2 separate regions of the Homo sapiens genome follow, and region 2 is linked to region 1. A link is a contact called in ENCODE Hi-C data. All regions are on one chromosome and are shown on one strand. Each heading gives the region's core, a stretch centred on a gene start or an enhancer-like site at or near the end of the contact. The rest is flanking DNA. Distances are from core to core; before and after follow the strand shown. Region 1 has its middle 74 kb from the start of RPA1. Region 2 overlaps SMG6 (SMG6 nonsense mediated mRNA decay factor).

Region 1 (4,730 bases), core at 680-3,179:
TCCACCCACCTCGGCCTCCCAAAGTGCTGGGATTACAGGCGTGAGCTACTGCGCCCGGCCAGCCAATCCCTTTTTTGCAACTTCACGATGACAACTCATAGGTTTTTTGTCTGCCTCCACCAGACTGTCCGCTCTCCTTCACTGGACTCCCTTCACACACCACGTACTCAGCATCCTCTGTGTCACTCTGGTTTTGCTTATAGAAAGTGCTCTTCCATTTTGTGAGGCTCCCCCCCCGCCATGGACGGATAATGAGAAGGGACCAGGTCTTCTATTTCCTTCACATTTCTTGTGTCACCTCAAGTATCTTCTCACGGGACAGACACCATGTCAGATATACGGAGGACCCAGTTTTATAGCTGAGCCCCACGAGACGACCCAGCACACCCCCATACACACAGCAAAAATTGCCCCCCTCATTCAGATGTTCCTGGCATCCTGTAACTTGCCCAAAGCTAGATTTATTGCTCCTGCTGTAAAGTGTATCTGCTCTAAGCCTCACTTAAAAGCTATCACTTGGCAGAAGATCAAGTTAAAAGTGCAGGCTAGCAGGTGATGGTGAGGGTAGGAGAGGGTGGGGAGGGCGGGGTGGAGCCAAGAATGGAAGCGCTGAGAACTACCAGCCCAATATTTAACCTAACTGGTAATTTGCTGTGACAATTATGCCACAAACGGAACACTACCACTATGCAAGGATGTCGCTCTCTAATTAAGAGGGCTCTGCTTTTCCTAGTCACCGGCACTTTAATAACACACACACAAAATGAGGCTTGGCTGCGGGAGCTCAAGGTTCTATTAGGAGGCACGTGCAGCATGCGGCGGTGGCCTGCACATCGGTCTGAGCGTTGCTGCCCGGTGAACCTGCTAACACCTTCAATTCTCCAGCAGACGGAGATGGAAGGGAACCGAGCAGTCAGACGCTCTCACGAGAGAGCCGCTTTGACTGACAGGCGTTTTCCCGGAGAGCCTGCGCGTGCCCCCACTGCAAATCGACACTCAGGCAGCGCCTCTTTCCAACCAGGAAGGCTTGGTGTGGGTTTGATCCTTACAGAGTAACTTTAACAAGGATTTCCAAAAAAATAAAAGTCCACGGAAACAAATTTTCCTCTTCAAGATGGAGAGCAAGACAGAACAGGGACACACGCACACCCAGACACCCAAATTGCCAGTTAGAGACCCTGGTATGAGACAAAAGAATATTATTACCATCACGGCTGTAAAGGATGTTGCCGTCTTCTAAACTGACTGCTGGACTCCTGAAACGTGGCTAAGCAAGACAAACTGTTTTTTGCTTAATTAGTGGCTCCTTTGTGAAAGGTTTGCTGCCTGGAAAGAGCCCATTAGAGGAGGAGAGCTCATTTGCAGGGATGCACCTTATACAGCTATTCAGATTTTGAATAAATCGTGGAGCAGGAAATTGGTGGTGGTGGTGACGGTGGGAGTCGCCGTGTTATGGAAGCAGAAAAGCTTCTGCAAGAGACAGGCTTTGCATTACAAGCCTAAGTGCTGAGGAGATCAGCTTTCCCAGGCAAACATATAAGCCTCTAAAATTTTAGGCCAATGGAAATGACCTCTGTACCATGGCTGACTGAAGATATAAATAAACTTCAACATGAACAGCAGTGTCAACGGTGAGAGGAGATGAGAGTCCAACTGGGGCTTATTTTTAAAAAGTCCTGCCTGTTCTAACTCCATTTCAGGGCTGGGCATTGAAGAGCACAAAGCTGCAGTTCCCCGCGGCAAGCCCTCCTCTTTAACAGGCACCAGCCCCCTAGGTTACCTGGCCGTTGAAAGGAAGCTGCAACACACATAAGTTAAATATAGGTTTGGTTATTTGCATTTTACAAGCACCGAGAATGTTATCTGAGGAAGCTGTCATTTTTAATGACAGCACAAACTTCCAATTACCAACTGGGTAATGCACTAGGGAACGGGCATAATTTTATAAGAACGGCTCGCAATTATTAAAAGTTTACACGATCACTTCTGAGTTGGCTATATAAATATTTCTCACGAGGCAGGTGGGATTCAGTTTTTCACAGGGTCTATTCAAGGCTGAAAAAAAGATTTGTTTTATTGAAAAGTATACATTTTGAGACTCATCAACAGCTAAGGAGAGGGTGTAAAGCGACAGCTACTAAGAGCCTGAGAAGCTGCAAATGCAGCCAGGTGGCTGGTTCAAAGCCTCTCACAAACACCCACGAGCTCACTGGCAAGTCAGACACTGTCACGACAAACCCAATGCAGGTTAGGGGTATGGCAATGGATAACACAAGAACCTCTTACTGGCCGGGCACAGTGTCTCACGCCCGTAATCCCAGCACTTTGGGAGGCCGAGGAGGCCGGATCACCTGAGGTCGGGAGTTCGAGATTAGCCTGGCCAACATGGTGAAACCCTGTCTCTACTAGAAATACAGAAATTATCCAGATGTGGTGACACACGCCTGTATAATCCCAGCTACTCGGGAGGCTGAGGCAGAAGAATCGCTTGAACCTGGGAGGTGGAGGTTGCAGTGAGCCGAGATCGTGCCATTGCACTCCAGCCTGGGCAACAGAGAGAGACTCCATCTCAAAAAAATAAAAAATTAAAAAAAAAAAAAAGAAACTTTCACTCAGCCCATAGTCAAACACTGTCCTATTTGCACCAGGAACCCATTTCCGTTCAGTACCTCTACCCAGCCTCCGTGGCACCGCGTGGCTTCGTGTCAGTGACGAACACAGCGCATGCCACTGTTACCAGTGTTGCTCTCGGTCTGCCTCATACAGACCGGACAGCCCCGACCTAAATGAAGGCTCTAATCAGTGAGTCTCAAATCACCCAATTCTTTGTGAAGTCTTTCCTGATTGACTCCAGTCTTCCAGCAATTTCCCCCTCAACTGCATTTTAATATCACTGTGATATGACTACTTAGCCCCCAAGCCTTGCTCTAAATAGTCCATAGCTCTCAGGGACAGATATCTTTAAGTCACACACTGGCTGGGCGCGGTGGCTCACGCCTGTAATCCCAGCACCTTGGGAGACCAAGGTGGGCGGATCACCTGAGGTCGAGAGTTTGAGACCAGCCTGACCAACATGGTCTCTACTAAAAATAGAAAATTAGCTGGGCGCGGTGGCATATACCTGTAAATCCCAGCTACTCGGGAGCCTGAGGCAGGAGAATTGCTTGAACCTGGGAGGCAGAGTTTGCAGTGAGCCAAGATCACGCCATTGCACTCCAGCCTGGGCAACAAGAGCGAAACTCCATCTCAAAAAAAAAAAAAAAAAAAAAAAAAGTCACATACTAAGGCTGGGCGTGGTGGCTCACGCCTGTAATCCCAGCACTTTGGGAGGCAGAGGCGGGCAGATCACGAGATCAGGAGATTGAGACCATCCTGGCTAACACGGTGAAACCCCGTCTCTACTAAAAATACAAAAAATAAGCTGGGCATGGTGGCGGGCGCCTGTAGTCCCAGCTATTTGGGAGGCTGAGGCAGGAGGATTGCTTGAACTTGGGAGGCAGAGGTTGCAGTGAGCCGAGATTGTGCCACTGCACTCTAGCCTGGGTAAGAGTGAAACTCCGTCTAAAAAACAAACAAACAAACAAACAAAAAGACCCCAAAAAATCAGCTGGGCGTGCAGTAGTCCCAGCTACTCAAGAGGCTGAGGCAGGAGAATCACTTAAACCCAGGAGGTGGTGGTTGCAGTGAGCCGAGATCGCACCACTGCACTCCAGCCTGGGCGACAGAGACTCCATCTCAAAAAATAAAGTCACATACTGACAGGCTGGAACCATGAAGACGAGTGGCTACATACTTTTCTCAATGACTTTTCAAAACCATCATTACAAATATAATTACAAGACTTAATAATCATTAATAGCTTTAGATAATCAGGTTGATTTATAGGCAAGTCAAATGTATTCTCAAGAGGCCTTCTTTGCCAGGGTGGTGGGAAACAAGAGTTTCGCCTCTTCATAGGCACAGCCCCCGTCTGTGTAGTAGGCAGGATGAAACCAGGGCTCCAAAGCCTTCTTTTTCCCTCCCCTCCCTACATTAATCTACCTGCTTCCAAGGAAGGACCTGCTCAAATTACCTACCAGCCCTTGGTGGTACACAGGGTTAGAGGAGTTATCCCTGGACTTAGGCAAAGAAAAATCAATGAGAGAACCTAACAGAACAAGAAAAGGCATGGATTGTCAGTGCCACAAAGCATAAACGCTTCTGCTCGTGAAATCTTGAATTTATAACAATTAGAAAAAGTATAAGCATCCTGCAAGAGTGAATTGGCTGAAAACACATCCAAAGAGCCAAACACCACTTAAAATTATTTATCTAAAGCTATTAATGATTAGTAAATCTTTTAATTATGTTTGTGATTTTTTTGTTTTGAGATGGAGTCTCCCTCAGTCGCTCAGGCTGGAGTGCCATGGTGTGATCTTGGCTCACTGCAGCCTCTGCCTCACGGGGAGGGACTCTCTTGCTTCAGCCTCCCGGGCAGCTGGGATTACAGGGGTGAGCCACCACACCCGGCTAATTTTTGTGTTTTTAGTAGAGATGTGGTTTCACCATGTTGGCCAGGCTGCTCTTGAACTCCTGATCACAAGTGATCCACCTGCCTTGGCCTCCCAAAGTGTGGGATTATAGGTGTGAGCCACTGCACCTGGCCTAATGGTGGTTCTGATGCAATTTTTATCAAAATAAAGATGCCCATCCTAGGAGAAAATCATTACAAAATGATATGCTTACTATGC
Region 2 (5,011 bases), core at 1,047-3,546, 360 kb before region 1:
TAGAAAGGTAATCTTTGTCCTTAATTTTGCAAGTCAAAGAAGTATTTTAGGTAGATGTGGTCAGCTGACTTTTCTGGCAGAAGGAACAACATGGATAAAAACATAGCATGGTTCGAAACTGCAAGGAATGGTTGCTTCTGAGATTCCCAGCCAAGATTCTGTCATTATAATGTCTTGGGCCATGGTACAGATGTCCACATTGGTGCTGTCTGATCACTCAGTTGGAACTGAAGATTCATCACAATGTAGATAGATTTGAGCTTTTGATTTGGCTCAAGCTTAGAAGTGAATCCTTCAAATAGTTCTTTCTCTGCTTTATTTTATGTATTAGCAAAGGTTGACTCACTCTAAAGTCATGCCTTCCATCATTCTGGGAAGCTTTCTGAGCCAAGCCCAGCTTGGCTTAGGAATAAGTTATGCTTTGTGTTGTAATCATTGGCACTAAGTCCTATTCTTGACTTTCACACACACAGTAGGACTGCAGCTCCTGATGCGTATGGGAAAGAGGAATTGTGATAATACTCGCTATGGATTTACATTTTTCTGGGATTTTTTTTCTTGATAAAGATGCTAAAACCTTATTCTTGCTATTGAGATTTTGAGTTTACTTGTGCCACAAATCTCTGAGATGCTAGGTCCTAATTTGTCAAGCAAACTATGTTAACACATTTGACATTCTCTTCTGAGGAATGTCTTTGGCAGGTTTTCCTTTAGACTTCTGGACAGATCTATAAAACTCTATGGCTTTTGAAATACTTGCAAGTGACATATGTCAAAAGGTTGAATAAGGCACTAATAGTGCCCTTCGTGCTCCTAGGAAGCTGTCACTTGTGGTCACTGCAGACCAGGAGTGAGATCTTATGGGTTGCATTCCTAAATTTCTTTTTGTTTGCATGAACAGATTTTTTAATCTCTTTCCTTGTCTTTACATCCGTACACTGGGGATATAGCATACACCATCAACACATCTGCACAGCTTTGTCCACCGAGGGGTAGCAGAAAGTTGTTTATTATAGCACCAGTCATCTGCATGTCTACCACCTCAGAGTTAGAATAATGGTGGGGATTAGGACATATGGGGCAAAGGGTATTTATTGGCTGTGAAACAAAGGCTTTTTGTGGACTAGTAGAAAAAGTTGTGGCAATTTAAAAAATTATTGCAGAGTTAAAAGAAATCTTCCAAAAATATATATACACAGAAAAGTGCACATAACAGAGCCATACAGGTGATAAATTGTGACAATGTAAGCATACTTGTATAACCAGCAGTTTATTTACTTGTATCGCTGTCATTCTTCTCTTCCCTTTTTTTTTTTTTGAGACGGAGTCTCGCTCTGTCACCCAGGCTAGAATGCAGTGGTGCGATCTTGGCTCACTGCAAGCTCCGCCTCCCGGGTTCAAGTGATTCTCCTGCCTCAGCCTCCTGAGTAGCTGGGACTACAGGTGCTCGCCACCACACCTGGCTAATTTTTTTTTTTTTTGTATTTTTAGTAGAGAAAGGGTTTCACTGTGTTAGCCAGGATGGTCTCGATCTCCTGACCTCGTGATCTGCCCTCCTGGGCCTCCCAAAGTGCTGGGATTACAGGCGTGAGCCACCGCGCCCGACTTTTTTTTCTTTTTTCTTAAATATATTTTTGAGATAGAGTCTTGCCCTGTTGCCCAGGCTGGAGTGGAATGGCATGATCTCGTCTCACTGCAACCTCCGCCTCCCGGGTTCAAGTGATTCTTCTGCCTCAGCCTCTCAAGTAGCTGGGATTACAGGCACCCGCCATCACACCCAGCTAATTTTTGTATTTTCAGTAGAGACAGGGTTTTGCCATTTTTGGCCAGGCTGGTCTCAAACTCCTGACCTCAGGTGATCCACCCACCTCGGCCTCCCAAAGTGCTGGGATTACAGGCATGAGCCACTGCGCCCGGCCTCTTCCCTTTTAACTCTAAACTCAAATTTTTTTCTATACGTTTAATGATAGCAGTGACAGAGCATTTTAAATAAATTAGGAAGAAGTTAATGCCCATGTTTTCCTTGCTTTGTGGATCCTTGTTAAGATTGATTTTCATTGTTCAGAGACAGAGGACGAAGAGAGAATTTGGAAGATAAAGAATTGGATCAAAGATAAAAGATTTGAGGTGTTTGCTTTGACTTTTGAACTACAGAGTTTGGGTCTGGGAACCAGCACAGAAAAGATTTGATTGACCAAAAAAACTAGCTGGAAGCAGGCCTTGCCTCCAGTCACAGTGAAACTGAGTCTCTCACCAACAGTGCTGTGGTTTACAGCCTTCATCTTGAAGCATCTGGCTGTGGGGGGGGAAAGTGACATCATGGCCTGCCTTCTCCTGGACATGCTTGGTTCAGCTCAGATGTGGAATCCCAGAAGATCTGCAATGCGTGTTTCTAGCCTTGTTTTTAGTGTCAAGGCGAATGCCAGGCTGTAGCAGGCCATGTTGTTGTCTTTGTGTAATCCATTTGTATTCTAACAGTTTTCTTCTTTTTCTGCTGCTAGCTGCCAGGGAGGTAGAGTTGCCTCTGTTGATAAAGAGCAGATACAGAAGTTCACATCCAAACCTGAATGACCATTTTTAACTTGAAACACTTTTCCTGGGAGTTGATGCGCCAGAATCCTTCCCTTATTTGGTGCCTTGCTTAAATCTGAAGCTCGCACAAGGTAGCCAAAGCTCCCTGTGTGCTGGTTATTTGCTTTATGGCAAATAACCACAGCAGAGTGGTTTGTGAAACCGTCTTTGTGACCACATCTATCTTAAACTGAAGCTTCGTTCTCCTTTGGGTTCTTAGATTAGTTCGTGCTCCTCCCTTTCCTGAGAGATTCAGGGGTTTTCCTGTATGGCGTTAGGTAGGTAGAGAGGTTATATTTTCAAATATTTTTCTGGACTGTGCACAGTCCCTTTATTAGTGTGCGAATGCACACATATTCCTTGAACTTTTTTTTTTTTTTTTTTTTTGGAGACAGGGTCTCGTTTTGTCACCCAGGCTGGAGTGCAGTGGCACGATCTCGGCTCACTGCAGCCTCAACCTCCTGGGCTCAGGTGATCCTCCCACCTCAGCCTCCCAACTGGGACTACAGGCGTGTGCCACCATAGCTGGCTAATTTTGTTTATTTTTTGTAGAGATGAGGTCTCACTGTGTTGCCCAGGCTGGTCAAACTCCTGGGCCCAAGTGATCCTCTTACAGGCATGAGCTACTGTGCCCGTCCTTGAAGGACTCTTTCCTTATTCATCAGGCTCCTGTTGCTTTATCACCATGAATAAACTTGTTCAGTTTTACAATTTTATCTTTTATCTCTTCTTACTGATACTATTTGAGGGTGCATGTTGTTACATGCTTCTGCCAACTTGCATGGTATTGTCTGGACTGGAAGTATTTACTTACCTTAATCTCCAAGACTTCTCTGTTGGTTTGGCCTGGTGGTCTCTCGGTGAAAGAAAGCTGAAACCATTGGTGGGTTTTGTTTGGGGCTTTTGCTTTTGGTCTTTATAGAAACATTCTCCGTGTCTGTCTCGGTTCTGCTGAAAAAGTTGCCTTTTGTTTGTGTGTTTTTGAGATAGAGTCTCGCTTTGTCGCCCAGGCTGGAGTGCAGTGGTGTGATCTCTGCTCACTGCAACTTCCGCTTCCTGGGTTGAAGCAATTCTCCTACCTCAGCCTCCCAACTAGCTGGGATTACAGGTACATGCCACCACACCGTGCTCATTTTTGTATTTTTAGTAGAAATGGGGTTTCACCATGTTGGCCAGGCTGGTCTTGAACTCCTGACCTCGGCCCCCCAACATGCTGGAATTGCAGGTGTGAGCCATCGCGCCAGTTCCTTTTTTTTTTTTTTGAGCTGGCGTCTTGCTCTGTCACTGAGGCTGGGAGTGCAGTGGCGTGATCACAGCTCACTTCACCCTTCACCTCCTGGGCTCAAGCAATCCTCCCAACTCAGCCCATAGAGTAGCTGGGACTACAGGCTGCACCACCACGCCCAGCTAATTATTTTTTCGTAGAAACAAGGTCTCTCTATGTTGCCCAGGCTGGTCTTGAATTCCTAGGTTCAAATGAGGTTGCCTTTTTTTTTTTTTTTTTGAGACAGAGTCTTACTCTGTCGCCTAGCCTGGAGTGCAGTGGTGCAGTCTTGGCTCACTGCAACCTCCATTTCCCAGTTCAAATGATTCTCCTGCCTCAGTCTCCCCAGTAGCTGGGATTACAGGCATGTGCCATAACACCCAGCTAATTTTTTTGTGATTTTAGTAGAGATGGTCCTTCACCGTGTTGGCCAGGTTGGTCTCGAACTCCTGACCTCCGTTGATCTGCCTGCGTCAGCCTCCCAAAGTGCTGGGATTACAGGCGTGAGTCACTGCACCCAGCCAAGGTCGCCTTTTTTAAAAGGCGAGAAATAAAGAGCTCAGGCTCTAGGCAAGTCAATTAACCTCTTTGCTGTTTTCTGTAAGGAAATAATAGTAGTACTTATCCTCACAGAATTGTTGTAATGTTAACAGACGCAAAGTGCTTAGAGTAGTGTGCTACACATAGAAGATGCTATAGAAGTTTTGACCATCTATATATGTATATATATGTGTGTGTGTGTGTGTGTGTGTGTGTGTATATTTTTTTTTTTTTTTTTTTTTTTTTTTGCGACAGAGTCTCGCTTTGTCGCCCAGGCTGGAGTCCAGTGGCATGATCTCAGCTCACTGCACCCTCCGCCTTCTGGGTTCAAGTGATTCTCCTGCCTCAGCCTCCTGAGTAGCTGGGACTACAGGCATGTGCCACCATCAGCTAATTTTTGTATTTTTTTGTAGAGATGGGGTTTCGCCATTTGGTCAGGCTGGTCTCGAGCTCTTGATCTCGTGATCCGCCCAGCCCCCCAAAGTGCTGGGATTACAAGCATGAGCCACCAGGCCCAGCCAGGAAAATTTCAATGTACTGTAAAGTTTGGGAACCACTGGGCTGGAAGATAAATACAAAGGCCCGAGTTGGGAGCATACTCATCACATTTAAGGAGCAGAAGGAGGTAGTGGAGTA

Evidence for each region. Hi-C counts contacts between places; a loop is a spot of excess contacts on that map. Pooled maps may share reads with other maps.
Region 2: a loop to region 1 is called in a pooled map, with 2.7 times the contacts of the local background. The contact joins two enhancer-like sites. A Hi-C loop is called at or near these places in 4 of 168 maps with a recorded cell type or tissue (GM23248, heart left ventricle, heart right ventricle and 1 more) and 8 of 50 pooled maps.

The regions. Positions count from the first base shown.
Region 1 is chr17:1,901,555-1,906,284 of GRCh38, reverse strand. No RefSeq gene overlaps it. Among named protein-coding and RNA genes, the nearest start is that of RPA1, 74 kb to the right of the region's middle. RefSeq lists enhancers at 1,937-1,986, 2,067-2,116. Within about 2 kb of position 1,929, at least 2 of the 41 ENCODE cell types and tissues checked have a DNase peak (open chromatin) inside an H3K27ac peak, as active enhancers do.
Region 2 is chr17:2,257,621-2,262,631 of GRCh38, reverse strand. The region is part of intron 8 of SMG6 (SMG6 nonsense mediated mRNA decay factor); the gene reads left to right. Among named protein-coding and RNA genes, the nearest start is that of SMG6, 44 kb to the left of the region's middle. RefSeq lists enhancers at 2,787-2,916, 3,197-3,396. Within about 2 kb of position 2,296, at least 8 of the 41 ENCODE cell types and tissues checked have a DNase peak (open chromatin) inside an H3K27ac peak, as active enhancers do.